Linked DNA regions of Homo sapiens: region 2 is linked to region 1. The links are chromatin loops, found by intact Hi-C in ENCODE. Cell type or tissue: Caco-2. All regions are shown on one strand. Links, peaks and the distances in the headings refer to the core of each region. The heading gives the core; the rest is flanking DNA. Region 1 holds the start of LINC02652 (long intergenic non-protein coding RNA 2652). Region 2 has its middle 38 kb from the start of LYZL1.

Region 1 (16,618 bases), core at 4,232-9,231:
ATGATGAAAAATATAAATAAAGTTAAAAGTTAGGTTATGGATTTGGAGAAAATAATTACAATACATAAAAGAATCAAGAAGTTAATCCATATACTATACAAAGAACTCCCAAAATTAGTAAAAATACCAACTCAACAAAAAGTAGATAGAATATATTAACATATAGATGAGTCAGAAAAGGAAATACAGATGGCCAGTAATAAATGTTTAATCTCATATATAAAGTAAGAAATACAAATAACATTGAACTTTCAGTGTAAGGCTAGACTGAGCACCCATATGTACCTCTCTTTCAAGGTCTTACTTTATTTTTCTAATTTCACTGTTACATACCCTTATGTGTATCACCTCATTATTACCATCACTCTACAAATAAGGAAACTGGGACATAAAGTAGTTAAATCATTTGGCCAAAGTCAAACAGGTAATAAAAGCGGCAGAGCTGGGGTGTGCACTCAGCATTTGGACTGCAGGATCTACCCTCTAACCCACCATACTATGCTACCTCTAAATGAATTAAAGCAGGTCTGGGAGTGGCCAAGACACTTTCAGAGAAGATCTACGAAGTTAAAACTTTTCGTAATAATAGCAAAACATAATTTGGCTTTTCCACTCCTTCATGAGTGTGGCAGTGTCATTTTCCAGAGGCTTCATGACATGTAATGTTGCAAAAGATTAAATGCAGAAGCAGATACGAGAATTCAGCTGATTTCCATTAAGTCTCATCTTAAAAGAGATTTACAAAAAAGTAAACAAAGCCACTCTTGTTCGGAAATATGTAACTTTTCATGAAAATATTTATAACGTAATTAGTTTATTTTAAATGAATTTATAGTTTTAAATTTCTCACTTTTAATTTCTAATTGGTAAATATAAATAGATAAAACCCACATAAACAAAAGCTCTTTGTATTCCTCAATAATTTTTAAGGATGCAAAGGGATCTTGAGGCCACAAAGTTTGAGAACTACTGAATTAAACAATTACCTCCAGTCAACTGACAGCTGAGCCAGTTAGGCCTCTATCCCCCTTCACTCACAAATACAGAGGGAACCCTCTGGGAATCTGTGGCTTTTCCCCCAGGAATAAAATCTCAAGAGGTCTTATGTAGGCTACAGCAAAGTATGGTAAGGAAAAACATTTGAGATGGTACCATGTCACTATCAGCTGTTCTCTACTTCCTGGGCACAAACTTTTGCACAAGTGCAAACTGTCTATTGAATAGCACCTCTGTTCACTAAATGGCCCCACTGTGGCATGCTAGCAGATGCTCTCTGTTAGGGAAAGGGACGTGCTTATCTAGTATCAACAGTAAGAAATCTCCTAGATGACAAAGGAGTGACTGATGTTTGTAATCTGTTGTGCCTGAAAAGGCACCTGATTCTGGTTTTCCATTTACAATACTGCAGTGGCTCACTTCTGTAATCCCAGCACTTTGGGAGGCCGAGGCAGGCAGATTGCCTGAGGTCAGGAGTTCAAGACCAGCCTTCCCAACATGGTGAAACCCTGTCTCTACTAAAAATACAAACAATTAGCCGGGCGTGGTGCCGGGCGCCTGTAATCCCAGCTACTTGGGAGGCTGGGGCAGGACAATTGCTTGAACCCGGGAGGCAGAGGTTGCAGTGAGCCAAGATCGAGCCACTACACTCCAGACTGGGCGACAAGAGTGAAACTCCGTCTCAAAATAAATAAATAAATAAATAAAAAGTTTCCTTTTAAAATAAATTTAGTGGCCAGGCGTGGTGGCTCATGTCTGTAATCCCAGCACTTTGGGAGGCCGAGGCAGGAGGATCACCTGAGGTCAGGAGTTCGAGACCAGTCTAGCCAACGTGGCGAAACCCCGTCTCTATTAAAAATACAAAAATTAGCCAGGCATGGTGGTTTGCGCCTGTAATCTCAGCTACTCAGGAGGCTGAGGCATGAGAATCACTTGAACCCAGGAGGCGGAGGTTGCAGTGAGCCGAGATCGTGTCACTGCACTCCAGCCTAGGTGACACACTGAGACTCCATCTCAAAAATAAAATAATAAATTTAATTTTCAAAATTGAGTTGATTTAAAGAAAAGTGTTAAGAAAATGTTACATATGTAAAGATGGCAAAAATTGTTAAGTGAAGGAAGTTTGAGAAACATTGCTAGAAAGCAAATCATTAGTCTGTCTCGGGTGGGTCTTTGATGTAGTAGTTAGGGGTCTGAGAAAAATGGGGCAGACACGAGGTAACTCCAGACCCCCACGCTAAGGGAGATAAGAAGCAAAGTGAAAGGGCAACTCTGCCTGAGAGTGAAAGATTGAAACTCTGCACCCTGGCATTCTCTGGTCTGTACTTGTTCCTTCCCCAGTAAATCTGCTTACTGGTATGTTTCACTCACACAAAGCTTGTGTTCACCCCTCTGTGTCTTCTACTGCTACTCAGTCTTCATTGGAGACCTAATTTTCCCTTAAAACTCTTTATGATTGGCCAGGCGCGGTGGCTCACGCCTGTAATCCCAGCACTTTGGGACACCGAGGCGGGTGGATCACGAGGTCAGGGGTTCGAGACCAGCCTAACCAACATGGTGAAATCCCTTCTCTACTAAAAATACAAAAATTAGCTGAGCATGGTGGCAGGCGCCTTAATCCCAGCAACTCAGGAGGCTGAGGCATGAGAATTGCTTGAACCTGGGAGGTGGAGTTTGCAGTGAGTCGAGATCGTGCCACTGCACTCCAGCCTGGGCGACAGAGCGAAACTCCGTCTCAAACGAAACAAAACAAAAAAACACTTTATGATTGGCCAGGCGCGGTGGCTCATGCCTGTAATCCCAGCACTTTGGGAGGCTGAGGCAGGCGGATCACGAGGTCATGAGATCAAGACCATCCTGGCTAACACGGTGAAACCCCATCTCTACTAAAAATACAAAAAAATTAGCTGGGTGTGGTGGTGGGCGCCTGTAGTCCCAGCTACTTGGGAGGCTGATGCAGGAGAATGGCATTAACCCGGGAGGCGGAGCTTGCAGTGCGCCGAGATCACGCCACTGCACTCCAGCCTGGGCGACAGAGCGAGACTGTCTCAAAAAAAAAAAAAAAAAAAAAAAATAGAAAAACACTTTATGATCATCTATCTGATAAGGAATTGCTACCCAGAATATATAAAGAACTCTCTACAACTCAACCACACACACACACAAAAAAAAACAATTAAAAAATGAGCAAAGGACTTGAATAGACATTTTCCCAAAGAAGATATACAAATGGCCAATAATCCCATAAAAAGATGCTCAGTGTCACAAGTGAAATGCAAGTCAAAACCACAGTGAGATACCACCTCACACTCATTAGGATGGCTATTATAAAACAAAAACAAAACAGAAAATAACAAGTGTTGGTGAGGATATGAAGAAACCGGAACACTTGTGCACTGCTGGTTGGAATATAAAATGGTGCAGCTCCTATGAAAAACAGTTTGGCAGTTCCTCAAAAATTTAAAAATATATTTACCATATGATCCAGCATTTCCACTTCTGCGTATAAACCCAAAAGAAAGCAGTAACCCTAACAGATGTTTGTACACCAATGTTCATAGCAAAGTTATTCTCAAAAGCCAAAAGGTGGAAGCAACCCAGGTGTCTGTTGATGGATAAATGGATAAACAAATGTGGTATATACATACAATGGAATATTATTCAGCCTTAAAAGAGAAGTAAATTTTTAAATTTTAAAAGAGAATCGCTTGAACACATGCTACAACATGGATGAAACCTGAAGTTATTATTCTAAGTGAAATAATGTCATCATGAAAGGACAAATATTGTATGATTCCACTTATGTGAGGTGCCTATAGTAGTCAAATTCATAGAGACAGAAAGTAGCATGGTGGTTGCCAGGGGTGCAGGGAGAGGGGAGCAGGAAGTTCTTATTTAATGTGTACAGAGTTTCTGTTTGATATGATTTTGAAAGTTTTGGAGGTGGATGATGGTGATGGTTGCACAACAGCATGGATGTACTTAATGCCACAGAACTGTTCATTAAAAAAATGGTTTTACTGGTAAATTTTATGTTATATATATTCAACCACAATTTTAAAAAAAACCATTAGGAACTATTATCCATGTAACTTAAAATACGATCTGAATCGTAATATAATATGTCTCATGTGAAACAGATAACGAGACATACAGCACAGATGGCCTCAAGGTACTAACCAATCCCTGCTCACAAACCACAATATTTAATGTAATTTGCATGGCATGGTTATCTGTTCTTTTACTCACAGATTAAAAATTTAGACAGATAGAACATTGCATTTAGGTCTCCATTTTAGGCTTTTCTTTTGCAACCCTGGTAATATTACAATACAGCAGGCTGGAGCCAAAAAGGAAGCAGTGGGGCTCTGTTGTGCCAGGAAGTTACCCCAAAACAGAAGCACCTGTTATCCAACTAATGTGTGATGCAACCGTGCTTGGCCAGGGAGTTACAGTGCTACAACAACAGTTGTCCAGGACCTACATATTCAGATCCTTGGTTTATCCAAATCATTTTGCTGTGCAGACTTTCTTTTTACAAAACAGTACATGTGCTGTACAAAACCTTAAGACAATGGTAAGCACTTTTTTAATAGGAAAGGTGATTCATATTTCAAAACATTTTCATAATTTTATCTGTTTGTTACCAAGATACTATAGTCACAGTTTTCTTGTGAGTCAATGGTTGGTTGTTATTTATATATTTATTTTTGCTTATTTATTTATTTAATATTTTTTGAGAGCGTCTCACTCTGTTGCCCAGGTTGGAGTGCAGTGGCACGATCTCGGCTCACTTCAACCTCTACCCCCCGAGTTCAAGCGATTCTCCTGCCTCAGCCTCCCGGGTGACTGGGATTACAGGTGCATGCCGCCACACCCAGCTAATTTTTGTATTTTTAGTAGAGATGGGGTTTCACCATGTTGGCCAGGCTGTGGTTGTTATTTAATATATAATATTAGAAACTGCATAAACTAGCAACATTTCTCCAAGAAAGAGATAGTTTAGAAATGGAAGCACAGCCGGCTGCGGTGGCTCACGCCTATAATCCCAGCACTTTGGGAGGCCGAGGTGGGTGGATCACCTGAGGTCAGGAGTTCAAGCCCAGCCTGCTCAACATGGTGAAACCCCGTCTCTACTAAAAATACAAAAGTTATCCAGGTGTGGTGGCAGATACCTGTAATCCCAGCTACTTGGGAGGCCGAGGCAGGAGAATCCCTTGAACCTGGGAAGCAGAGGTTGCAGTGAGCTGAGATTGTGCCACTGCACTCCAGCCTGGGTAACAGAGTAAGACTCAAAAAAAAAAAAAAAAAAAAAGAAATGGGAGCAGCTCTTTAATCTTTTCCTTCTGCGTGCGCGTTCTCTTGCTCCTTATTCATTGCTGTCCTATATGCTGTTTTTCAGTCCCAAATGCCACCTGTATCTAGGAAGCTTTCATTCTTGACCAAATCCTGGAGCACTATGCAACTTCCGCAGCCCCAGTATAGAAGCAGGAGTATTAATTCTCAGGTCAAACACAAATTAATCAGTGAATACAATGATCTTCTACTTTGGTTTCTTATTCTTGCAATTGTTTTGCCAGTGAATAGTGTCACTAGGTAAGCTACATGTAGCTCTTTGGCTTCTAATGGCTTATCATTGCCTCAGAGGCTTCTGTATTATCCTTCAGCGATTTGTCTTTGAAATGAAGCAGAAGGAAAGCCTGCCAGTGGTTTCTTGGGGCCCTTTATTCTCCTAAATTTTAGAGAAATGGTACCTATCTAGAGGTCTTTGGTAAAGCAAAATTTGCTTAATAATAGAGTGTGTTGTAGAATCCTAGAGGTTTCTAATATTTTCTGTAATTGTCTCTTGTTAATGTAGGGTTTCTCTGGACCCTGCAGCTGGCAATCATTACCCCTGTCAACACTCTCTCTTTACAGACTCTAATGCTCCATCAGCTCAACACAGCATCCACGTCCTCAAAACCTTCCATCATAGTAAACATAAGACTCGGTAAGTGTCCTGAGGCTTGAAAGAATACTCTCACAGAAGTCTCACATAAGTGTTTGAGGCTTGAAAGAATACTCTCACAGAAGTCACATCATCCCAAAGTGATAACAATATTTGATTAATTAGGAAATATTGGACATTTATATGAGTGGAATTATCATATTTCCTCAAATACTGCATGAAAATTGGGTGCCTAGTAATTCGTTGCTACGTTGGATTAATCTGTAGCCTGCATGACTCCATTGATCTATCTTGCAGGAATTCAAATTATGAAGATAGTATCTGAATATGCATGTTTGAAAGATGTTTGTTTGTTTGTGTTTACCGAGTCTTATGTTTAAAACTGTGATGGAAGGTTTTGAGGACATGGATGCTATGTTGAGCTGATGAAGCATTAGTGTCTGTAAAGAGAGAGTGTTGAGGAAATATGATAATTCCACTCATATAAATGTCCAGTATTTCCTAATTAATCAAACCTTGTTATCACTTTGGGATAATGTGACTTCTGTGAGAGTATTCTTTCAAGCCCACCTTTGGCCTGCATTATGTGCCTTTAGGCCACTGCATTAAAAGCACGTAGCAGGGAGCACACTTGGCACATATAGGCAGGTGCTTGTCCTAGCAGCCCAGCCCAGCAGGGGCATATGACTCCATCGGCAGGGTTCCAAATTCATATTAGTGTTGTCTGCTTGCCAGGTGGTATAAAACTGTGCGGTAGTACTGAATTCTTTCCTTTTACAATGCTGTTTTCCATCTGGCTTTGATTCTTTTTTTTTTTTTAATCACAAAGTATACTTCCAGAAAAAGGAATATACATTACCTGTATCAAAAAAGACAGGCCATCTTAAATTAACATTTGAAAAACTAGATTTCATCTGCAAAATTCTAAAATAAATTTTGGATGTTTTTCTATATGCAAGTTACTTTCATATTCGAAAGAAGATTGACCCGTTTATATAAGTGAATAAATTTACCTGTGGAACACTACAAATATAAAAGCTCTGTCAAAAGGAGGCTTTCTCCCAATATTTTTTCTCCATTCTTTCTTTGTAGAATCCCTAGTTTTTAGTGGGCCTCTCTCTGTCCAGAAAAAGATTGTATTTCTCCACTTCCTTTGTAACTTGACGTGGCCATGTCTGTCCAGCTGGATATAAGCAGGAGTGGTGCGTGGAATTTTCAGGAACTATCCTTAAAGGGAAAAGGTTCTTCTGCTTTTCTCCTTTTTTTTTTTTTTTTTTTTTTTTTTCTGAGACGGAGACTCGCTCTGTCGCCCAGGCTGGAGTGCAGTGGCACGATCTCGGCTCACTGCAAGCTCCGCCTCCCGGGTTCACGCCATTCTCCTGCCTCAGGCTCGCGAGTAGCTGGGACTACAGGCTCCAGCCACCACGCCTGGCTAATTTTTTGTATTTTTAGTAGAGACGGGGTTTCACCGTGTTAGCCAGGATGGTCTCTATCTCCTGACCTCATGATCCACCCGCCTCGGCCTCCTAAAGTGCTGGGATTACAGGCGTGAGCCACGGCGCCCCGCCTGCTTTTCTCCTTTCTGGCTACATTGTGAATGTGAGAGCTGGAGCGTGAATACGCACCTTAGACTATGAGTGGAAACCATGTGCTAAGGATGATAGAGCCAAAGATAAGAGCCCGGTTTCCTGGCATCGTGGGACGGCGCGTCACCTCTAGAGAGACTACTACCTCCCTAGAGAGATTTTTAACGTGAGTGAGAAAGTAATCTGCTTTTTTGATAAACCACTGTAATTTTGCATTTACTGTTATTCGTAGCTAAACTAATTTAAATGGGTAAACCCTCAGATATGGGAAGAAATTATCTCCTTTTGAAAATACACCATACTGGCAGGGCGTGGTGGCTCACGCCTGTAATCTCAGCACTTTGGGAGGCCGAGGCAGGCGGATCACGAGGTCAGGAGATCGAGACCATCCTGGCTAACACGGTGAAACCCCATCTCTACTAAAAATATTAAAAAAAAATTAGCTGGGCGTGGTGGCGGGCGCCTGTAGTCCCAGCTACTCAGGAGGCTGAGGCAGGAGAATGGCGTGAACCCGGGAGGCGGAGCTTGCAGTGAGCCGAGATCGTGCCACTGCACTCCAGCCTGGGCAACAGAGCAAGACTTCGTCTCAGAAAAAAAAAAAGTTGCTGTACCAACTTTTTTGTACTGTTTATCTATATAACAAGTTTACCTATATAACAAAACCTGCACATGTACCCCTGAACCTAAAAAAAAAAGTTAAAAGAAAAAAAAAGTTGCGGTAACGTTCTAAGAAACCTTCCATAAGAAATATAACTAATATAAACTCCTACTCATAGCTTGATTAAATAAATAATGAAAAAAGGCCGGGCGCGGTGGCTCACGCCTACAATCCCAGCACTTTAGGAGGCCAAGGTCGGCGGATCACGAGGTCAGGAGACAGAGACCATCCTGGCTAACACGGTGAAACCCTGTCTCTACTAAAAAAAAATACAAAAATATTAGCCGGGCTTGGTGGCAGACGCCTGTAGTCCCAGCTACTCGGGAGGCTGAGGCAGGACAATGTCATGAACATGGAAGGCGGAGCTTGCAGTGAGCCGATATCGTGCCACTGCACTCCAGCCTGGGCAACAGAGCGAGACTCCGTCTCAAAAAAAAAAAAAAGAAAGTTATTAGCTATCACAAAACAATGATCTGAAGAAGTTAGCTGATTTTGGATACTCATTTCATAAATGGCTCATATAAATAACAAAAGTAACTAATGAAAGTGTAAAATTAAAATATATTAACTCTGAATTGAGTCTAAATGAATCCACGATGATTAAGAATTCTTACCCACCCACTTCAAAATGGAAGCATCAGTTTCCAGCAAACACATTTTACTTCTCTTTATATGAGTAGCAGTTGCTAGATCTTTTTTTTTTGTTTTTTTAATTGAGATGGAGTCTTGCTCTGTCGCCCAGGCTGGAGTGCAGTGGCACGATCTCAGCTCACTGCAACCTCCACCTCCTGGGTTCAAGCTATTCTCCTGCCTCAGCCTCCCGAATAGTTGGGACTACAGGTGCGCACCACCACACCCAGCTAATTTTTGTATTTTTAGTAGAGACGGGGTTTCACCATGTTGGCCAGGATGGTCTCGATCTTTTGACCTTGTGATCTCCCTGCCTTGGCCTCCCAAAGTGCTGGGATTACAGGCATAAGCCACTGAACCCGGCTGTGCTCTTTTAATGTACTCACAGTTCTGCACTATTCTCATCAGCCTAGCTCTCAGTGGAAATACTGAGCAGAGATGCTAGCTGGGCTTCCTGGGTCGTAGGGGCTGAGAAAGCTGTGAAACTCACTCATTTCCTGCATCAGGACTTACTTTGGTCCTGGATGAATAATATTGAAGATATATGCTTAAAATATTCCTAACATCAGAATTTGTGCATGTGTTTTCTTCCCCAGGAAAGCTATGAACACTAAAAATTTTGCTGTAAGCTTCCCTGTGTCCTCTCTCCCTCTCTCCCTTCCTCCTCCCCTGAAACTAAAAGGAATGTTAAAAAACCCGTTTTTCTGTGACCAGCAGACCTTATCTATGCTCCCAATTCCAATTCCCTGTAAATACAATTTGTAAGGTCTTGTGAGATCCTGTCTCCTTTGCCATGCTGCTGCAAGGTTATAAAGTAGATAAAACTTAAGTTACAATTCCGGTTCGCAAGATCTGAGACATATTAATTGTCTTTGTTTCTCGCTCTGGTAACATCTTCCCATCCCACGTATTTCCGGCCTTAAAGAGTTTAAAAGGTGATGAAAAATCTAACACTGGCTACCCACTCGGGACCCCTTCCACGCTGTGGAAGCTTTGTACTGTCACTCTGCTCAATAAAGTCTACAGCTCTTTTTCTCTCGGTCCGATCCCTGTCTCTCTCGTCACAGGCTACCGCCACACCAATCCTTTGGCATGGCTAAGGCAAGAACCTTTGGCATTACAATGTCAAACTCTAACAAACACCTGCCTTACTCATAAAGGACACCTATTACATCTAGAGACAAAAATTTAAAACTGAATGATACTTAGTCCAATATCTTCATTTTAATAAACAGGAAACTGAAGCACAAGGAATAAATGATTTGTCACAGATAACACAGCTAGAAACAGGGTTTCTTGATCCCTACCTCATTAAAATACAATTCATTGTCTTAACCATCAGTGAGATTTGTGATTGGAGGCAGTAAGAGGGGACCCTAGAAACAGGCCAGACTTAGCAGAAAAGAAAATGCTTGTGCACAGAGCTGCTTCTCAGTAAATCACACCAAAATGATCACCTGCAAGACTATAGAGGCCAAACTATTATAGACGCCAAGAGTTGGACTCACGAAGGCAGTAAGTAGGGAAAGAGATGTGGTGTAGTAAAATGTTACTAAGAAAGGACTTCAGGCAACGATAGACACGTATAAATAAAATCCACCTGGAGGGTGGCCACAGTGGCTTACACCTGTAATCCCAGCACTTTGGGAGGCCGAGGCAGGAGGATCACTTGAAGTCAGGAGTTCAAGACCAGCCTGGCCAACATGGTGAAACCTCGTCTCTACTAAAAATACAAAAATTAGCCGGGCGTGGTGGTGGGTGCCCGTAATCCCAGCTACTCGGGAGGCTGAGGCAGGAGAATCGCTTGAACCTGGGAGGCAGAGGCTGCAGCGAGCCAAGACTGCGCCACTGCACTGCAGCCTGGGTGACAGAGTGAGACTCCATCTAAAAAAAAAAAAGAAAATCCACCTGGAATGTGGCCTCAGAATCCTTCCGTCAAAGCCATGCCTTGTTGACTCACTTGTCTCTCAAAACTTCTTTCTCTTCTCCATCTTGTTTGCCCATCAATGCTTCCTTCAGTTGCTTATTTTAGCCAGATTATTCTGCACATAATTTTTTTTTTTACATGGCAGGGAGAAAGGTATAAAGTACGGAACACATAGGCAGTGTAATTCTCCTAAGTCCTGAATTCCCTTGACTTAGTCTTAGCTACAATTGTTTAATAATTTCCCCTATGTATTTAAGGGAAATAAAAGGTTATGTTTCCCTTCAGAAGAACCATGGGATTGCTGCATGATGCACCTAATTGTCCACACTTTTGGAAAACAAACTTGAAGAAAAATAAAGACAGCATTAAACTTATATATTTATGTGACTAGAATACCTCCTGCCTATGAAACTTGTTAGAGGATTAAATACATTTAAAGAAATAATCCAGAAATGCTTCTATGAAATTTACCAAATAGAGTGTTAAGTACCTGAAAAGAAATAAGACTGGGAGGCTGAGGCAGGTGGATCACTTGAGCCTAGGACTTTGAGACCAGCCTGGGCAACACGGCGAAACCCCATCTCTACAAAACAAAAACAAAAGCAAAAACAAAGTAAAAACTAGCCAGGCATGGGGGTGCACCCGTATTCCCAGCTACTGGAGGGGCTGAGGTGGGAGGATTGTTTGAGCCTGGGAGGCTGAGGCCACAGTGAGCTGTAATCACACCACTGTACATCAGACTGGGCGACAGAGTGAGATCATGTCTCAAAACAAAACAAAACAAAACATGATGGGTGCGGTGGCTCACGCCTGTAATCTCAGCACTTGGGGAGGCTGAGGCGGGTGGATCACCTGAGGTCGGGAGTTCGAGACCAGCCTGACCAACATGGAGAAATCCTGTCTCTACTAAAAATACAAAATTAGCCAGGTGTGGTGGCACATGCCTGTCACCCCAGCTACTCGGGAGGCTGAGGCAGGAGAATCACTTGAACCTAGGAGGCAGAGGTTGCAGTGAGCTGAGATCACGCCATTGCACTTCAGCCTGGGCAACAAGAGTGAAACTCCCTCTATTAAAAAAAAGAAAAAGAAATAAGATAGCAGAATCTTACTCTCCAAATCTGCTTTCTTTTTCTAATATGTACTTTAAAAAAATATGCAGTATTCCTCTTGGTAAAGCATTAACTTAGTGATTAGATTGTGCATGGCAGTGGCAGCCAGTGCATCATTAATCTTAGAGGACTGTTCACTCTCATCAGTTGTCAAAAGGTAATGAAGACTGAGAATTTCTCAGCCCTATTGATAACACATGAGTACAGGCTGATTTGTATTTATTCCATGATCCTATTTTAGTCCCTTTTGGATAATGGAATCCCAATGTGTTATCTGTCTTTTTCTTCCTTCCTTCCTTCCTTCCTTCCTTCCTTCCTTCCTTCCTTCCTTCCCTTCCTCCTTCCTTCCCTCCTTCCTTCTTTCCTTCCCTTCCTCCCTCTCTTTCTCTCTCTCTCCTTCTTCCTTCCTTTTCTATCTCTTTCTTCTTTCTTTCTTTCTTTTCTTTCTTTTTATTTCTCTTTCTTTCTTTCTTTCGTTCTTTCTTTCTTTCTCTCTCTCTTTCTCTCTCTCTGTCTCTCTTTCTCTCTCTCTCTTTCTCTTTCTTTCTTTCATCAGGATCTCACTCTATTGCCCAAGCTGGAGTGCAGTGATGCAATCATAGCTTACTGCAGCCTCAAACTCCAGGGCTCAAGCGAGCCTCCTATCTCAGCCTCCTGAGTAGCTGGTACTACAGGTGTGCACCACTACACCTAGCTATTTTTTAAAAAATTTTTGTAGAGACGGGGGTCTCACTATGTTGCCCAGGATGATCTTGAACTTCTGTCCTCAAGCAATCCACTTGCTTCGACCTGTCAAAGTGCTGGGATTATAGGCGTAAGCCACCACACCCAGCCCTGATTGGATTATTTCTTTTTAAAATATCTCTTATACTTTCAAGTAAATTGACATTTGTGAACTTTCTATTTCTATCATTTATTGTTATTATAGAAATTATCATCTTAAAGTTTGAACATGTAAACATCCAGCTTCTGGAGATTGTGGTCTACCTAATTCTGAACCCTGGGAGTTTGCATCTAGGGTTGCTTAACCCTATCTGTAAAGTAGGAAAGTTCCAGCTCAGACTCTGGAATAATTCACATCCTCTGTATGTGGTGGATAAGAAACAAGATCTTCAGCCCAACACTGGGTCATCTGATCCTGTTTCCCCAGTATATCCAGGAAGTTGATTCCTTATTTAGACTTCTGTGCCTGAGTCCTTGCCTTCCACCTTGGTACATCAGAAACCTGACTGTGGCTTTTCTTCCTATGCCTCACTGACCCCGTTCCCTGCAAATTGGACTCTCCTCTATCTCCCCAATTCCATCTAGCCTAGTGAATGAGTTGCTCCTCTGCACGTCACTTTCTGTGACCAAATTCCAACAGCTACTTTTAGACCTTTCTGGCATTATCTCCCCTTTCTTCTGGAGCTCTTCCAAAGGTCTGACATTTGGACATCTACCAGTCACCTGCCTTTGTTGACAAAAATGTGGTAGAGCTAGAATGCAAGACCAGATTTCATCACCTCCAAAGACTGCTTGTCTGCACCAGATCCAACCACTGTTTATATGGACATTTTGAAAAGGTTCCCCAGATGAAGGGCCAAGATAGTGGCTCACCCCTATAATCCCAGCACTTTGGGAGGCTGAGGCAAAAGGATCGCTTGAGGCCAGAAGTTCAAGATCACCCTGGACAACAAAGTGAGACCCTGCCTCTAAAAATAAAAGTAAATAATAAATGTTTACAAATGTTCCCCAAATGAGAGATTTAGCAGAGCAAGTTCTGCAAAGAAGGCCTCTTGCAAACACTGGCTTCCTAAACAGTCAACTCACTGGGGCAAGAGCCAACTCTCTTAATCTAGTTGATGTCAGCGTAACTGAACGCCTGTTAGTCGAGGTGAGACACTGTCCCCTAGCAGGGCTAGGGCATGGAGGTAAAGATGACCCATGATAAGGTGGCCTCATTTGGTAGCAAAGGCAAATTGAAGATTTCTTGATCCATAAATCAGTCTATAAAAAAAAAGTAAGACTTTGGACTAACAGTCACTAGATTTTGGATACCTGGGGGGTTTTTTGTTTTGTTTTTTGTTTTGTTTTGTTTTTGCCTGTTTGCAGGCATCCAACACTCCTCTCGAATCGGTGTCTTGCAGAAGCAGAAGAAAAGTAATACATCTATTGTTTTTGAAATGAAAGCAGGAATTATTTTGCTGCAGAGCTATAGCTTAACATTTTTAGCAAAATGTGGATCCTTCTTCTCAATCTTCATTTAGGATGCTGTGACTACAACCCTCTGTTTAGTTAGTGGAATTGAGAACAAGGCCCAGGTGGATGATTGAGGACTAAACCCCAAACTTGCCTTGGATCACTCCACTGTTTCAGGTAAGATCAGAGAGTAGTTAACTCTGAGTTATACAAATTGTTGTCTGCAGTAGCATGAGAATACAACTTTCAGATCTCCTACTGCAGGAAGCATAATTTATTTCCAGCCCTAGCTGCTGGTGTGCCCAGGATTGAGGCCACACTTCCTGTGGGCTGCTCCCAGTCAGTGACTGAGTATGGCAGGGATATCAAGGAGGCCCCTTCCTGGGAGGCAGGGGCTCCTCTAATGGGCAACTTAGGTTCACTGACTCCCTTTTGACCTTGCTGAAACTTTCTGAGAACTACAAGGCAGTCTATGGCCTGTCTTTCCTCCTTCCTCCCTCCCTCCCTCCCTTCCTTCCTTCCTTTCTTTCTCCCTCCCTCTTTTTCTCTTTTCCTCTTTCCGTCTCCAGTTTCTTCCATTCTTCCTTCCTTCCCTTCTCCTCCCTCCTCTCCCTTCTCTCTTCCTTCCTCCCTCCCTCACTTCCTTCCTTCCTTCCTTCCTTCTTTCCCTCCTTCCCTCTGTCTTCCCAGGGGGCAGACGTGTGTCATGATCTGATGGCTCTCCTATCACCCTCTTGTTTCCTTCTCATTATCCCTCCCCAGTGCCCCAGTATTTTCGCCAATTAATCTCTTATCCAGCTAATCCTTTTTTGGCATTTGCTTGTCAGAGAACCTGGACTAAATCATTATTTAACTAATTTGTTTTGCATGTGTAATTTAGGATCAAACATCACTTCTGAGTTCGGGGGCACATATCATTCTTTAGAAGGGGGAAGACCTAATGCTGAAAAACAAAAACAAAAACAAAAACAAAAACCCAATATGTGCATTCTATGGATCAACTGACTCTGTTGACCTAAACATGTAGAACAGTATTCCAGTTCTTAATACTTTAAAATCTCTAGAGCAAGGCCTTATAGCTTGGAAGAAAACCATTGGAAAGCCAAAAGGAAAGAAGTGGCACCAGCCAATTCTCCTCATTCTAGGCCCAGGGCAATGAACTTAGGGAGGAGGTCGTGCAAACTGGAAACCATAGCCTTGTTTCATGGCTTAACTGGGGGTGGTTAAGGCTCTGAGAGGCAGGTTGTCACCTCATTATCTATCCACCCATGCACACAATGAAGTCCATGGAGAGCTCACTGTATGACCAGCACTGGTGGGCCCTGAAGATAACAGAGGTTATCCTCAAGAAACTCAAGTCTATGGAGAAGATAGGCTTGGAAACAGACTAATGACACAATACAAGCCCTAAAACTGAGATGTGAACTGACTTGGGAAGTATGGTAAGGACACCTCCGACTGCTTGGCAGATGGAAAGGCATTTAAAGTGGAAACTGAAGGACAGAAGAGATGGTCAGACAGTGAAGAGAAGTGACACTAAGGAGCCCCATTCACAGAGAGCAAAATAGATACATCTACAGTCTTTTTCTTCTTTTTCTTTTTTTTCAGCCAGGGTCTCACTCTGTCACCCAGGCTGGAGTGCAGTGGCGCGATCTCAGCTCACTGCTGTCTCAACGTTCCAGGCTCAAGTGATCCTCCCACCTCAGCCTCCCAAGTAGCTGGTACCACAGGTGGATGCCACCATGCCCAGCTAATTTTTATCTTATTTTTGGTAGAGATGAGGTCTCCCTATGTTACCCAGGCTGGTCTCTGACTCCTGGCCCGAAGTGATCCTCCTGCCTCAGCCTCCCAAAGTGCTGAGATTACGGGTATGAGTCACTGTGCCTGGATTTTTTTTTTCTCACACAAAGAGAGAGGAATTAAGTTTCTTCTCTTAAGGGAGGCAGTATCAGAGGATTTGTGGATATATCTTTAAAAACATCATATTGTTTTGAAAGACTACCACTCTGAAACAGACATAATTAGCATAAATGTAGAAAAATGCACAAACTACTTGCTTCAAGTACTTGTCACAAACTACTTCAGTGGATAGACTTCATGCCAAGACTTATCTAGAAGGTAAGGACAGGTTTTTTTGTGTTGTTTTGTTTTGTTTATTTTTTTGAGACAGAGTCTCTGTCGCTCAGGCTGGAGTGCAGCGGCATGATCTTAGCTCACTGCAACCTGTGCCTCCTGGGTTCAAGCCATTCTCCTGCCTCAACCTCCCAAATAGCTGGGATTACAGGCGCCCACCACCTCATCTGGCTAATTTTTGTGTTTTTAGTAGATACGGGGTTTCACCATGCTGGCCAGGCTGCTCTCAAACTCCCGAGCTCAAGTGATCCATCCACCTCAGCCTCCCAGAGTGCTAGGATTACAGGTGTGAGCCACCACGCCCGGCTGACAATGGCAGTATTTATCCTTCCATTGTCATTACTGCTTAGCATTGATCTGCTCACACATGGGGTCTTGAAATCTGAATTGCTTTACTACAGAGAATAAAATATTGATAAAGAGATTGGTATCCATGCAACATATTCTTTAAAA
Region 2 (16,618 bases), core at 5,840-10,839, 820 kb before region 1:
TTGTTGAAAGCCTTTTCTTCATCTATTAAGATAATCATGTGGTTTTTGTCAATGGTTCTGTTTATGTGATGGATTACGTTTATTGACTTGTGTATGTTGAACCAGCCTTGCAACCCAGGGATGAAGCTGACTTGATCATGGTGGATAAGCTTTTTGATGTGCTGCTGGATTTGGTTTGCCAGTATTTTATTGAGGATTTTTGCATCAATGCTTGTGACCTACAGATGGGGTTTTGGTGTGAATGTCCTTTTTGCTGATATTTATGCTATTCCTTTCTTTTTGTTAGTTTTCCTTCTGACAGTCAGGTCCCTCAGCTGCAGGTCTGTTTGAGTTTGCTGAGTTCCACCCCAGACCCTGTTTGCCTGGGTATCACCAGCGGGGAGGCTGCAAAACAGCAAATATTGCTGGCTGATTCTTCCTCTGGAAGCTTCATCCCAGAGGGGCATCTGCCTGTATGAGATGTCAATTGGCCCCTACTGGAAGGCGTCTCCCATTTAGGCTACACGGGGGTCAGAGACCCACCTGAGGAAGCAGTCTGTCCTTTCTCAGAGCTCAAACACCATGCTGGGAGAACTCTGCTCTCTTCAGAGCTGTCAGACACGGACGTTTAAGTCTGCAGAAGTTTCTGCTGCCTTTTGTTCAGCTATGCCCTGCCCTAAGAAGTGGAATCTACAGAGGCAACAGGCCTTGCTGAGCTGTGGTGGGCTCCGCCCAGTTTGAACTTCCCCAGCCACTTTGTTTACCTGCTCAAGCCTCAGCAATGGCGGATGCCCCTCCCCCTGCCAGGCTGCTGCCTCTCAGGTCGATCTGAGACTGCTGCGCTAGCAGTGAGCAAGTCTCCATGGGTGTGAGACCTGCCGAGCCTGACACGGGATATAATCTCCTAGTGTGCCATTTGCTAAGACCATTGGAAAAGCGCAGTATTTGGGCATGAGTGTCCCGATTTTCCAGGTACAGTCTGTCATGGCTTCCCTTGGCTAGGAAAGGGAAATCCCCCAACCCCTTGCGCTTCCCAGGTGAGGTGATGCCCCGCCCTATTTCAGTTCACCCTCTGTGGGCTGCACCCACTGTCCAACCAGTCCAATGAGATGAACCAGGTACCTCAGTTGGAAATGCAGAAATCACCCATCTTCTGCATCAATAACGCTGGGAGCTGCAGACCAGAGCTGTTCCTATTCGACCATCTTAATTTTTGTATTTTTAATAGAGATGGGGTTTTGATATGTTGGTGTCAAACTCCTGCCCTCAAGCGATTCACCCACTTCAGCCTCCCAAAGTACTGGGATTACATGTGTGAGCCACCATGCCCAGCCTATATATATGTGTGTGTGTGTGTGTGTGTGTGTGTGTATATATGTGTGTGTGTATATATATAATGTATATATATGTGTGTGTATATATATATATGTATATGTGTGTGTGTGTGTGTGTGTGTATATATATATATATATATACACCATCCAACTTCCATTTCTGCTATAACACTAAATAGATGCCCCAGGAGAACAGAAGAAAGAGCAATCACATCTAAGGGACAGAGATGCTTCTCAGATGATATAATATTTGATCCATGGTTTTGAAGGCTAAATCTATCTATCTATCTATGTATCTATGTATCTATCTATCTATCATCTATCTATCTATATATATATATATATATATATTTTTTTTTTTTCTTAAGCAGATAGCTGGCTTTGCTTTTCTAGTATTTCCGTAAAGAACCAAGGGTCATCTTAATTTAGAGGATGTGATGTATATGAAATAGTTTCACAAAATTACAAAGCTGTAAAACCATAGAGATGAGTTAGTCAGAGTCCTTAATACTGTAGAGGTCTGGGTCCTCTGAGATTGTGCCTTGTCCAGAGCCATGTGACTAGTTAGTGGCAAAACCCAGGTTAGGTCTTGGGCCTCTCAACTCTTAGTCCAGTGCTTGTTATTCTTCTTGGAAAATATGATACCTTGGTAATTTTAACCTGCCATATAAATAAGGAAAATGTTCTGACAACAGTAAAACTTTAATTTCAGCATCGGAGGCCCTTAAATTACTGTGTTTCTGGTGTCCGTACAGGAAAGGAAGTAAGAACTATACTTGAATGTTTTTCTTCATCATCCTTAACCTTCACCTATTAATACTTGTCCAGTTACCAACAAATATCTGCTCTGTGCTGGCCCCTTTGCCAAGCATTGCAGGGGCAACTCTGATAAGCATCATCTTGCTTTCAAGGAGTTTATAACCTGGTTGAAAGTTTGACTCTTTTTAAAATAGCTTTTCCAAGCTGTGCACAGTGGCTCATGCCTGTAATCCCAGCACTTTGGGAGGCTGAGGCAGGTGTATTGTTTGAGCCCAGGAGTTCAAGACCAGTCTGGGCAACATGGTGAAACCCCATCTCTACAAAAAAAAATACAAAAATTAGCCAGATGTGGTTGTACGTGCCTGTGGTCCCAGCTACTTGGGAGGCTGAGGTGGGAGGATGGTTTGAGCCCAGGAGGCAGGGGTTGCAGTGAGCTATGATCACATCACTGCACTCCAGCCTGGGAAACAGAGCAAGAAACTGTCTCAAAAAAAAAAAAAAAACAGAATGAAAAAGAAAGAAAGAAAAAAAATATTCTGCTAATATCACAATCTGCTTTGCTCCTCCAAAGCAGATTGTGATAAGTGTAATCATAGAGGTAGAAACTAAATTCTCTGAGAAGTTCAAAGAGAGGAAGGATCACAGTTATAAGGATGAGGCTGGGGATGGAATCAAAAGTGGCTTTACAAAGAAGACTGTCTTTGACATGACCTTGAAGGATGGGTCGGATTTCAGTAGTTGGAGATGAGGGAGGGGGTTTGCTAGGTGGGCAGGGCGTGACCTAGACAATACTGCCTGTCATTACAGACTTCCAGAGTTTAGGTCTGTCTCAAACTCTTTTCATGCTGTAGACAGTCAATAAACATATGTTGATTGATTGGGGCTCTGTACTGGGGTCACTGTCGGTCACTTCTGCCTGGGGCAGGCAGGGCCCACCATGCTGTGAAGCTATAGACTAGGCAATGAGTTATGAACGTTACATCCTCGAAGACCTTCACTGCCACACTTGGCCTCCACAATGTACTAAAATGTTTGATCCAGAGATATTTGTCTTTTCTCCTTTTTCAGGACACAGTTAACTTCTGGCTCACACCATTTGTGGTTTACAATGATGGTGGTGTCCCATTTGTTTGAACAGAATCTAAATCCAAGTTCTGGAGGTTTTAGTGCCATCCTCTCCACCACCTGAGCCTCCCAATTCCCTGGTTCCTGCAGATGGCTGCAGAGCACTTGGGTTTAATCCAAGTCTCCCTGGAGTCGGCTGAGTGTTTACTTGGCCCCTCTATAATGGTACAGCCTGGTTGGTTTTCCTAACCTGGATGTACTGTGTCTGCTGTAGCTGCCTCTCCTGGCTTTTCCCCTGGAGTCTGTCCCATGAAACTATTAAGCCATAGTTTCCTCAATACAAGTGTCTTATCCTTCATAGAGCAAAATTGGCAGCTAACATGCTTCCCTTCCAAAGACCAGGTGCCTGTGCACCCTCATCTCAGAAGCTGAGAGCACAGCAGCCATTGCCCAGATCAGAGCTTTACAAACACAGGGTCAAGATTCTTGGGCGAGTCCTGTCAGTTGTGAGTTTTGACTGCAAGCGAAAGAGCACATACACTTAAAAATCACTCAGCTGAAACAGAACGGATTCAATGTTTTCCCCAAATAATGCCATGCTCCTTCCATGCAGCAGTGTGATTTCAGGCCTAGGGTAGAGAAGAGAAGACTTACAGGTTAGCAGGCTGAGAATACCACACCACCTCTACCCTGGCATGTGTGGGGTCTCAACAGTGAGGCGACTCATGAGTTCATTGGCCAGGAATTTCTCTGTGCAATAAAGGCTGAGAAATGCTGGCTTGTGGCATATGGCAACTAAGGTTGGGCCGGGTGACCTGTGTTGGTTTCAGGGCCTCTGCTGGTTGCCCTTCCACGGAAGACCTCCATATCCAGTCTGCCACATACCCAGCAAGCTAGGTTTAGGCATGGTGGCCTCACTTACTTACTTAATGATTAGTTTTTAAACACTGTGGTAGGGGCCAAGGATATAAGAGGGAAAAGTCCCAGTTCCTGCCTTTTGGAGCTGACCATCTACTATAGATCTGTGTGCTATAATGAATCACCAAAATTTTGGATCATGTGGGAATGTAGGTTATAGGAGGTAGCATTTCCATTTATAGATGACAATCAAAAGCCATTTATGACAGTATGAGTAGATACTTGAAATCATACTCTAGGTACCTCATACAAGTGAAATCATTCAGTATTTACCATTTTGTGACTGTCTTATTTCACTTAACGTAATATCCTCAAGTTTCATCCACGTCGTTGCGTGTGTCAGAAGGGGAAAGCCTTTCCTACAGCCTAATCATGAGGACACACCAGGCAAACCCAGAGGGAATGGCAGTCCCCAAAATATCTGGCCAATACTCTTCAAAAGTGTCAGGGTCCTGAAAAACAAGGAAACACAGAGAATCTGTCACAGATTAGGGGATACTAAAGAGACACAATGACTAAATCCAGTGGGGTATCCAGTGTGGTCCTGGAACAGAAAAAGGATTAGTGGAGAAACTGGTGAAACCCAAACTGAGTCTGTGGTTTATGAGTAGAGTTGTGCTTGGGATACTCCACGTTTTTTCCAAGGCAGCAGCTCTGCTGGTGATGTCAGACCCGTGCTTGGTCTTCAGGCCTCCTTGTAGTCTACTGCCCCCATCAGAGTAACAATGTGTCTCCGCCATGTGTTAAAACCAACTTCTTTGGTTTTCTCAGTCTGACCCCAGAGTAGGCCTTGTCCCTCTTCCTCTGGGGCCTTCCATCTTGTCCCACCTCAAAGGGGCTGGAGGGGGGCAACTGAGCCCAAAACTCCAAACCCAAAGGCTTAGCCATACTTGATGCGAGAAGGAAGGGGAAATTTCCTTCTTATTCTCTTTGATAATGAGAAGAAACACCAGATCAATTCTCCGTGACACTCATTAATCAATAGCAAAATCCATGGCTATTTTAAAATAACATTTAAAAATAGGCACAAATAATGTTGATGGAGGAAATACTGCCATCCCTTGTTGAGAGATCAGCTTTGAATGTCTTCTTCTCTCAGAAAAATCTTCACTCTCTCCAAAATTAGTATCATCCATTAGGATAGAGCTAGGAACTATAACTGAAAAAAAAAAAAAAACTGGAGCCAGTGTTCTAAACAAGTCTTCCATTTGTTCTTTATCTGAAGTCTAGGCTTTCCTGATGAACAGGCTAAGGTTTTGGTGTGTTATCTTTTCTGCCACTGGAAAAACCAGACAGGAATGAAATGTATGTTGAGTATTTATTGAACATCAGAAACTATGTTCATTTGTTCATATTCACATTTGTTTCTTTAATCCTAAGAATAATGCCATGAGTTAAGTATCTTACTTTACAGAGGAGTCAACTGCAGAGATTAAACTAATTTCCATCACACAGTTAGCAAGTGAATGAATCTAGAACTTGAAACCAAGTCTCTGATTCCGAAGTTCAGTGTTCATTCCATTAACCCATGGTGCTAACAGAGAGGAAGATATGGGACTTTCTTTTCACTTCATTGAATTATTTTATGTAAGGATGTGTGTATGTAGTGTTTGAGTGTTTGATAATTGACAAAACCTGGATGCTACAATAATAAGAGGGGAAGGAAGAGGGAGAAAGAGAAAGAAGAATATGGTGGAAAATACAGACAGGCATAGATACACACGCGCACTCCATGTTCCTTTGACCTCAGCCAGCCGGTGGGTGGAGGCATTGCAAAGAAGTGGGTCTTTTGAAAGACATTGACATTAGAAAGGTTGTCAACAAACCTTCTGACAGCTGTTTGCTAATTATTACTTCTAGGGGAAAAGTGTGAATGTAAGTTGTGTCTGAATGTTTTGTTGGAAAAAAATCTGGAATGCATAGTTCCATTCTCCTCTATAATCATAAATGGATTTTCTTGCAATTGTATTTTCTCTTGCTAATGAATAGTAAACAACACTGATTATAGGAGTTATCTAATTCTTGGTGCCCCCCTTGCTGTGGCCTCCCATCACTGCCAAATCCCCTTCTCTCTCTTCACACACACACACACACACACACACGCACACACACACACACACAGAGAGAGAGAGAGATCAACACATAAATCAGCAAGCCATGTTGACCCTTACGCAATGCCATGTGCTGTGAAAAGCACCGGGAATACAGTTCATACAATTAAGGGCCAATTATGTGCTTATTGGCTCTTGACCTAAGAGGAGACACAACGTCTTCAGGGCAGGAATTGTGTTAATGCTCTGTTGTTCTCAGGGGCCTCATAGAGAGCTCTGTTTCACTTGGGGAGAATTTAGAAAGCAGAGCGCCCTTAATATCTATTTCAAATAGAAGTAAATGCACTGAGTATAAAATTAACTTTCTCTCAAGTGGTGGTTACACAGCTAGGCAAGATTGGTTCAGAATAATGAGAGCCAATTGGCTTTGCAAAAATGGGAGGAGGTGGGGGAGACCAAAATGTGGGTGATGTTTGGGGCAGTAGATGGAAGGTGCTGCTGAGCTGCTGCAGAGATGACCTGGGGTAAGCAGTAGACCACGAGCATGCAGCTCACTCAGGAATGTGGGAAGTCATCCCAGGCATCTTCTCTGTTCTCATTTGGAAAGCACGCCAGGGCAATGGCAGTTGCCAGAGTTTTAGGTCATGACTGCTTCCATAAGAAATATTATGATTATCCATATTCCAAATTATCCTTCAGTACGAATGGTAGACATCAAACAAACCACCTCATTTTAAGGTGGAGTCACATAAGTTTCACAGCTGCTAACCAACTGTTTGAAGACTTTCAGGGATGGTTCCCTCTTTTTTTTTTTTTTTTTTGAAAAGAAGTCTCACTCTGTCACCCAGGCTGGAGGACAATGGCGCGATCTTGGCTCACTGCAACCTCTGCCTCCTAGGTTTAAGTGATTCTCCTGCCTCAGGCTCCTGAGTAAGTAGGATTAAAGGCATCTGCCATCATGCCTGGCTATTTTTTGTATTTTTGTAGAGACGGGGTTTCACCATGTTGATCAGGCTGGTCTTGAACTCCTGACCTCAGGTGATCTGCCTGCTTCGGCCTCCCAAAGTGCTGTGATCACAGGCGTGAGCCACTGTTCCCAGCTGTCTTTTTTAAAATATATTTTTTTTAAATAGAGAAGGAGATCTTGCTATGTTACCCAGTCTGGTCTTGAACTCTTGGCTTCAAGCAATCCTCCTGCTTCAACCTCCCAAAGTGTTGTGATTATAGATATGAGCCACTGACCCCCACCAGGGATGGTCCTCTCTTGATACTACCTCAGATCTTTGAGCTGAAGAATAAGAAAAGGAAGAGTGTGAGGAGGCGTGAAGAAGTGGATAGATGCTGGGCATCTTATCTCATCCCTGAGGTCCAGGGAAAAACAGGCTTCAAAGTCAAAAGGATACATGGATGCAAGTTCTGGTTCTGCCCTTTACCACCTGCAAGGTCTTTCCAAGCTTCCTGAATGTCTACAGCCTTAGACTCCTCCTATGTAGGGTGAGTTGTCTGAGAAATAAAGGTAATGTATGAAAGATTCCTGGTATAGTGAGTTCTTAGTTATATGTAGCTACTATTATTATTTTATAAATGTTTCAAACATTGATGTTGGTGGTCACTATAGCAATATCTCACCGCCTTAGGACTCTCAGAAGTTCCTGTAGCTCAGATGTCCCAACCCCCAATTACAGAAATGCTGGCATGGAGCAGGTCATTGGATAAAGACCTCAGTTTCTCCAGTTGCCTCTCCATAAGGGGAGGGCTGAGTATATACGTGGCCAATAAACGGCAACATCTATTACTAACCCAAAGAAGCAAACGATTCACATGACTGCATTGGAATGGAGGTTACAGAACTGAAATAGGAGAAAGCACAAGCAAATTTCTTATGCCCTCAGATTCAGCACGGAATATGCTGTCTCAACCCGCTTGTCCGTGGACAGCCTTGACTGTCTCCTGGGGAAGAATATGAAGAAGCTTTCCTTTAGAAGATGCCATCAGGGAAGACTGGACTAAATCAACAGTTGGAGAAATAATGATGTGTAAATCAGAGTGAGGCCATTTCACTGTGAGGTTCATGTTTGCTTTAGGATGCTTTGGACTTTGAAATGAGAAAGTTGACACACCATGGGGTGCTGTCTGTAAGGGTGGGAAACTACAGACTTCAGAGCGCCTGGGACCTGCAAATATTTGGCTTTATTTTTTTCAAAAATCAACTAGAAATAAACTTACACTGGTAAGTTCTAGCTTTAATTCCTTCACATACTTGTTCTGTTCCATTTTTATTACTGCCATTGCACTGGGTGCCCATTAAACGTAATGCATACACACACAACATCAACAACAATGACCAAAACTATTGCTTGTGCAGTTAATAGAAACCAAATTTCCCAGAAGCTTGCAACTCCACATGTCACATGTTTTGCTTTTTTCCCACTGATTTAAGAATCTCTCCCTAAGCTAATTTTCTTCTCCGTTCGCTCTACCCCAGGCCCCAAATGCCCATGGTCTAAAGGTCTTTTGTCAACCACACTCAAAGACTTCCATCTCCTTGAGGGTGAACTTGTCTGCCTGGTTTCATTACTTGCATGGCACTCCTCTCAGATGGGGACTTTGACCTTCTGAAATTCCTGTTGAAGATTAAATACCAAACCCAGCAGTCCACAGGAGAGTTAACAGACGGTTTCAGTACACACAGCAAGACTTCCAGAGTGGTCAAATTATTAATCCACGGGAAAATGCGGATCAGATGGTCAAACGCAGGACATAACTCACATAGGGAACCGGCTTTTGCACTGGGAGCCACTGAGTCCTAGGGATAGAGCCACGCTGCTCTGGGCTAACAGGAAATCCCAAGTTTGGGCTTTTTGTTTTTTCCAAAGCACATAAATGCAATTGATTCACTCTTTGTGGAACTCTTTGGAGCTTCAGTGCCACTCTAGATGGCTTCTCCTGGCCTCATCTAGAATATTTCTTTTTTGAAAGTCTTTTTGGAAGGCTGAGTTAGAACTGCTGTCTCTTCTCTCCTCCACTCTCTTTTGCCATTTCGCATTCCCATTTTAGGCTTTTCTAGTAGTTTAAAATATTACATGGTTGATGTATTAAGATAAAATTATGGAACCTACTTGGTCATGAGAAATATATCCCATAGCTATACTAGGTCTTTTGAAATTACCAAGTCAGCAGGTAGGAAAGTCAGGAATACAGTTGAGAAATGTGTGTCCTTCATTCAGCATGAACATTTGCTAACAAATGTTTTGTAACTGGGTAGAGACTCTAAGTGTGTAAACTTTCTGGAACATCTCCGAATTTGGTTCAGGATACTTTGCACAATTGTCTCTTGATCAATTCAGATTTCTTCCTTGGTCCCTTCTTTCTGTTGCTCGCCCTTTGGTTATTTGTTACTTACTCTCTGGTACAAGGAGGGAAGGGTCCCAGAGAGAAAGAAAAATACCCCTCCATATTCTTTCCAACATGTTTTCCAACTGTTCACATTTCCTCGGGAATGGGAGGCTAAAATTCTGGGTGAACTCTGTTTTGGGCTATGTATTGAGGTAGCATAGTACAATGGTCAAGAAGAGAGATTTAGTATCTGAAAGACCTGGAATTGAATTACTTGAACTAATGGACTAACCTTATTAGTTAATTAACTAGGTTAATCAACTAAACTTGTGCAAATTCATTAAACTCTCTGGGCTTTAGTTTTCTCATTTGTAAAATAGGATAAGATTAGTTTCATAGGATTGTTAAGAATATTCAGTTAATGAATGAAAAGTCCTTAGCTGTGTTTCCAACATAGAAGAACATTTATTAGGTATTATTATTATTATGTCATTAGTTGTTACCCTCTGCAATGCCCATGAATCTGTTGTGTGTAGAAAATTTTGATTTTTCAGCTGACAAACCATTATACCATGGCCCCAACACTTTATGTTCAGTGTTGCAAGGTACTTTTGAGAATTTAGTGGATTTTTTCTCTCTTCCTCTTTCCTTTTCTTTATTCAAGCAGGTAGCAAGCTACGACTTGGATGTCTGAACTTGTGAGTGCAATGCATACTACTATGCCAATAAAGGCAGCACCATTTCATTGATTGGATGAAAGCAGCTTCCAGTCTGCTTTCTGAAATGGACAGATTCTTCTTTAACTGATCAGGGAACCACATGCCCCAACACTGCATATTCACTGGAAGGCCAGGAATCTTAGGAACTGAGTTTTTTCAGGTTGCATTTGTCAGCACTCGCTGGAAAGACACAAAAGAGCAAATGGCGATGTCTATAGTTTCTGAGCTATGCCTCTTAAGTATTTCAGATGCCTACAAGCTCTGCTAGGCCTCACTGTGGGAGCATTTTAAATATCCAGAATAAGGTAACACTCACCTGATTTCTTTTTCTAATTTAACCAATTCAGTCCAATTACTGCTGTCGCCCTGTGCTTTGCACAGAACCTAAGAGCTGGGTTTTCATTCAGCCTCATGTGAGAAAGCAACTACCAAACATTACAAGACTCCTTGGCCAAACGGACTGTGGTACCCAATCTGACTAGGATGCGACTGTTCCAGAACTCTCTCAAAAAAATTTTTTTTGAGACAAGGTCTCACTCTGATGCCCAGGCTGGAGTGCAGTGACACGATCTCGTCTCACTGCAGCCTCTGCCTCCCAGGCTGAAGCAGTCCTCCCACCTCAGCCTCCCTAGTAGCTGGGACTGCAGGCACACGATACCATGCCTAGCTAATTTTTTTTGGATTTTTTTAGGTCTACCTGTAGACCCTATCTTTTTGTAGAGATAGGGACCGTATGTTGCTCAGGCTGATCTCCAACTCCTGGGCTCAAGCAATCTGCCCGCTTCAGCCTCCCAAAGTGCTGGGGTTACAGGCATGAGCCACTGTGCCCAGCTTCAAATTCTGATCTCAAACAAGCTTTCTGAAAGCATTGAGGTGGGGGTAGTAAGATACTATGAGTTCTGTTCCAGGAAGTCTGGAATCCACAAACTCTTGTCCTGGCTTCAGTCTAGTGAAAGCCACAAGGTCAACGACAGTGACACCACCGTACAGTACTTCACAGTTAACTAGGGGCTGCATATATATTACTCCGTTTATCCTAACAACGGCTCCTTGAGGTTTGCTGAGCTGAATCATAATAATAACAAAAACTTATTGAGCACTTGCTATCCATTTTATGCTGGGCACTTAGATATTCATGACAACCCCATGAGGTAATACTATTTGACGATCAAACAAGGGCAAAGTCAGGGTAAGTTAGTCGCTGTGCTGCAGAGATGGGATTTGACCTGATGTCTGCCAAGTGCAGTAGGCTGTGCACTTAACTGCCGGTGCAGGAGGCAGGCTCCGGGGTGTGGGAGTCTCGGCCAAGGTCACAAAATCGTTAGCATGGCCAGGACCTGAACCCTCGGTTTCTCATTCCCTGGCCAGTTCCCTTCTTGTTACACTGTTGTAAAAGCACTCTATATTTTGGATTATTAAACTTTAAGTAGCTTCTAAAACCACCCATTTAGCTGGGCCTACAGCTGGGAGTGATTAGATCAGCAAGCCCCCTCAAGCCAGCTTACCTGTGCAGCAGGTCCTTGTCCCGGAGCAGCCCTCTGTGTCTCCCACCGCATGACTGACAGGGGCTCTCACCCTGCCTGCCCATGAGAGGCACAGTGTGGCTTTAAATTATGCTAATGTCAGCCACGTGCAGTGGTTCATATCTGTAATCCCAGCACTTTGGGAGGCTGAGGTGGGAGGATCGCTTGAGCCTAGGAGTTCAAGACCAGCCTGGGCAACAACATGAGACCCCATACCTTTAAAAAATGTAAAAAAATTAGCCAGATGCAGTGGCATGCCTGTAGTCCTGTCTACGCGGGAGGATGGCTTGAGTCCTGGAGTTCAAGGCTGCAGTGAGCTATGATCGCATCACTGCCCTCCAGCCTGGGTGACAGAGCAAGACCCTGTCTCAATAAATAAATAAATGATAAAAAATGCCCATTTCCATTGCAGATTAAGTAAATAAGGGTCTCTGAAGGTGGGTCCCAGGCAGGAATATTTTTTTAAAGCTCTCAGGTGAGTCTGACCGCAGTCTGGAGCAGGAACCTTAGACTGAGGCGTGTGCTCTGAAAACTGTGGAAGGAAGTTCAAGAGGTGGCAGCAGGAACCGCAGTCCACCCCGCCAGCTGTGTCTTAGCTTCCAGAGAGAGAAACGGGTCCAGATAAACTCCTTCATGCAGCACTTAGCATGGGGTCACACATGAAGAATCAAGATTTTTTGGATGCTATTTAAAATAGATGAGGAATTTTTAATTTAGAACCAATTGGTGGCTTCCTGAGAGTGAGGAGGGGGCTGTGGGATTCCTGAAACTGAATTGTGTGTGTGCCAAATGAGCATTTTGCCAAAGAGGGGAGTGTATCGTTATTGTTGTTTTCAGGTTCTCAAAGGTTTCTTTAAGGAGTTTACAAAAGCGACCTTACTGATCCCTCCAAGAGCAGCCGCAGAGAAAACAGAGACAGTCCAGAATATTGGAACTGGAAGGAGCCTGGGGTTCATGACCTTGGTGGCAAATGACAGTGGCCTGATGGCCACATGCTCAGAGGTTTTGACTTTTTAGTCTGTGGGGAGGGCCGGGGCATTAGTATTTTTAAAAACTTCCCTGGACGATTCTCCTGTGCCGCCAGGGGTGAGAACCATCACAACTCACTATTTTTAGATGAGACTGGGGCCTAACAGATTCTCCTGCCAGCTTGCTCTGCTAGGAATACTGCTTACTGTCTGCTGTTTCTGGCTAAGTCAGTGTGACAAGCCCCACTCCACTTCTCTACCTTTTATCTCTCAGAAAGATCTTTCTTTTCTCTTTTTCTTTCTCTCCTTCCTTCCTTTTTTCCTTTTCCCTCCCTCCTTTTTCTCTCTCTCTCTTTCTTTCCCTCCCTCCCTCCCTCCCTCTCTTTCCTTCTTTCTCTTCCCCTCCCTCCCTCCCTCTCTTTCTTTCTCTTCCCCTCCCTCCCTCCCTCCCTTCCTTCCTTCCTTTCCTTCCCTCCCTTACTTATTGCTCAGAAAGGACAAGTAGCATTATTTTCCACCCTGATTAGAATACTTCCAGGGCTGGGATGAGGGTGAAGCCTTAGCACACAGTTTAAGGGGGTGTCCAAAAACTCAGGAGTCAAGATAAATAACATTTGAAGGCATTATTTTTTAAAAATCAAAATTAATGCAAAAACCCCATGATGAAGAAAATATCAAAATTTCAAAATAGGCCAGGCACGGCAGCTCATGCCTGTAATCCCAGCACTTTGGAAAGCCAAAGCTGACGAATCGTCTAAGGTCAGGAATTTGAGACCAGCCCACCAACATGGTGAAACCTTGTCTCTACTAAAAATAAAAATTAAAAAAAAAATACAAAAATTAGCCCAGTGTGGTGGCAGCCATCTGTAATCCTAGCTACTGGGGAGGCTGAGGCAGGAGAATGGCTTGAACTCAGGAGGCAGAGGTTGCGATGAGCCAAGATCATGCCATTGCACCCTAGCCTGGGCAACAAGAGTAAAACTCCATCTCAAAAAAAAAAAAAAAGAAAAAAATTTCAAAACGAAATGAAAATCACTCATAGTGCTGTGAAGAGCCACATTCAAACCTGGAGCAAAAGAAAAAGAAAAAAAAATCAGTAATATTGGTCCTGTCTTTGAAATGTTGACTTTTTGTTCATCATGGAGTTTTTGCATTAGTTTAATGCATCGCATATTGCAAATAGATCATGCATTAAAACCTTGTTGATCCTGATGACTGCGTGTTTTGGTGCTTCTTTCATTTCACACCTAGGAGAGTTTCCCACGGTTCTCGCCTTGAGACTGTGGCCACTGAGCGGGGACCTGTGAGAGGAACAAGAAGCTGCTGGCTGTGCCAGAAACAGGTTAGATTCTGGGCGTGTGGGGAACAGGTTAGATCCCAGGTGTGCGGGGCTGGGACAGAGTGAGCAGGGGTGTGGGGGAAGTGGGGGTGGGAGGAGGGCTCTATTACATATATGTTTTACTATAAATGTGGGGGGAAATTTTGCTTTCTTATCTGCTGGCACCAAAATTTTTCTTACAGGTGGGATCGAACTTCTTTTTAAGAGCACTTTTTCATCAACTGCTTAAAGAGAAGATAAAACTTTGAGCACCTGAATAATTAGGAGCCAAGATGATAAAAAGAAACAAACAAACAAAAAACAGAATAAAAGAAAACAGGTGTTTGGTCAGAGAGAAAAAAGAAGAGGAAAAACCCCGGAAGGGGAGCAGGAGGAGAAGCAACACTTGGGGAACAGGAATTTCTCTTGTCTGAGTTTTTTGCATTGGAAATCTAGATCTTTCTGTCTTCCTAAACCTTCTAAGGAAAGTCCATATAAATATCTTCTGTGGAAGGTTTAATTTTATTTCTGTATTGTCCAAATGAAGAAAAGAGACCCCTTTCCTGTCAGTGACACAATAGCAAGGAGAGGAGAGGATTTTTAAATGAACGAATTCAGCAGAAGCAGAGGCTCAGAGCCAGAGAAAAGCATGAAAATGTAAGCTTTTTAGGTCTCAGGAATCTTGCAGAAGACCTTGGGCTTCCCTTATAAAAGGTTGAGTCATTCTGCCCAGGATGTTGAGGGGACAGGGCCACAGCTGATGTGTGGGTGACCCCTTAGCGTGGCTCAGTATAATCAGACAGCACCTATACTTTATTGGTTTGTAATTGCATAGATTTTGAGTTTTCTTGTGCAATATCACCTTCATATTTCTTCATATTTCTGTGGTCTCGTCATCTGTCTCTTGCTATCAAGAAAAATGACTGGCTGGGTGCAGTGGCTCACACTTGTAATCCCAGCTCTTTGGGAGGCCGAGGAGGGAGGATCACTGGAACCCAGGAGTTCGAGACCAGCCTGGGCAACATAGTGAGGTTCTATTACTACAAAAAATAGAAAAATTAGCTGGCCATGGTGGTTTGTGCCTGTAGTCCCAGCTACTCAGGAGGCTGAGGTGGGAAGATTGCTGGAGCCCAGGAATTCGAGGGTGCAGTGAGCTATGATTGTGCCACTGCACTCCAGCCTGGGCAGCAGAGTGAGACCTCAAGGCAAATCTGTAGGCTTCACGTCCTTACAGTGTCATACAGGGGCAAAAGCACTTTGTTCAACACACTCTTAACTATTGTTTAAAATTCCTAGACTTAGGGAAGTTATGTGTTAAGTTTTAGATTTTTCTTTGGTAGAGATGAAAATAATTTCTATCTGGCAGGAAAAACAAAAACAACTCCGTAGTTTATAGTTTATTTCCCTGTAAGATGTTAACTAGCCAGTAATCGTACCCTAACATTCCTTTTGTTAATTGCCCATAAATACCTAGCTCCTCAGATCTCTCTGAACTGGTATTAAGATCTTACTGATTCCTCATTAATTAGTGAGTGTGATAAAGTGTTTGACATGTGTTCATTTTATATTTGCATAAAGAGTCTTGGATTTAGCTTTTTGGAAATTGTGCTTTTGCCCTCTCTGGACTTGTAGACCTCAGGGTATAGCTGGTTCTCCTGCCCCTGCCTACAGAGAAAACCCAGAGCTGCAGAATCAACCAATTGGCTATGCTCACCATTTGCATAGCATAGTGCCTGGCACAGTTACTCACATATTTGGGGGTTTTTAAAATTGGTTTTAGTGGGCTTTTTTTTTTTTTTTTTTTGAGACAGGTTCTTGCTCTATCATGGCTCACTGCAGCCTTGAACTCTGGGCTCAGAAGATCCTCTTGTCTGAGCCTCCTCAATAGCTGGGACTACAGGTGTGAGTCACCATACCTGGCTAATTCTTTTAATTCTTTTTGTAGAGAGGGGGGTCTCGTCATGTTGCCCAGGCTGGTCTCAAACTCCTGTCCTCAAGAAATCCTCCCACCTCGGCTTCCCAAAGTGTTAGGATTACAAGCATGAGCCTCCGTGCCTGGCCTTTGAATACTTGCTGAGTGTTGTGTGTGTTCTGGCCTCTGTTGTCCCCAGGTTACTCTGATGATGAGGCTCCACTCTTGAGGTCCCTGTATTGACTCTCAGCTATCGGAGAGGAACGACTTCCTGAGTCTTCACTGTAGCCAGAAGGTGGGTGACCTTGATGTTCTTCTCCCAGTGAGGTGACGGAGAGGGGGCACTGTAGCCCAGGGGAAGCCTGTGCTCAGCAGGGTCCCGTTAAGTCTCTTACTCAGGGTTCATAACCTTGGTTGAGCATTAGAATTAACGGGGGAGTTAAAAAAATATCTGCATCAGGACCCTGCCTTCAGGGAGCCTGATTTAACTGAATTGAGCCAGGCCTGGCATCTGCATTTTTTGAAGTGTCCTGATGATCGCATTGTGCAGCCAGGGTTTGGAACCACAGTTCCAGCCCTGTCCCTCGACTGGCACAAGGGACCGTCCCTCCCGTTGTCTCTCCTCAAATGTGGTTACGTGAGCTGTGTTCAAAGGGCCTCCCAAGGGTGTTTTTCCCTGCGCTGCCGGCCCCATGTTGGTCTTCATGGTGGGCCCCGAGGAGCTCCAAAGTCCACA

What was found. Peaks named below come from ENCODE experiments on the same cell type or tissue, not always from the same donor. Only the 100,000 strongest peaks of a DNase experiment are listed, where the experiment ranks them.
Region 2: it touches region 1 in a loop (4-fold over the local background); 1 of 110 quality-filtered maps calls a loop at or near these places.

What each region holds. Positions count from the first base shown.
Region 1 is chr10:28,493,312-28,509,929 of GRCh38, reverse strand. It overlaps LINC02652 (long intergenic non-protein coding RNA 2652), which reads left to right and starts at 14,117. Exons shown (of 3, transcript NR_134496.1): 1 at 14,117-14,209. RefSeq lists an enhancer at 16,199-16,618. In Caco-2, for the core only: a CTCF peak has its summit at 6,649; DNase peaks (open chromatin) are centred at 6,609 and 7,479; H3K4me3 peaks cover 1,330 bases.
Region 2 is chr10:29,319,230-29,335,847 of GRCh38, reverse strand. No RefSeq gene overlaps it. Among named protein-coding and RNA genes, the nearest start is that of LYZL1, 38 kb to the right of the region's middle. In Caco-2, for the core only: no CTCF peak of the experiment used is centred there; a DNase peak (open chromatin) is centred at 8,687.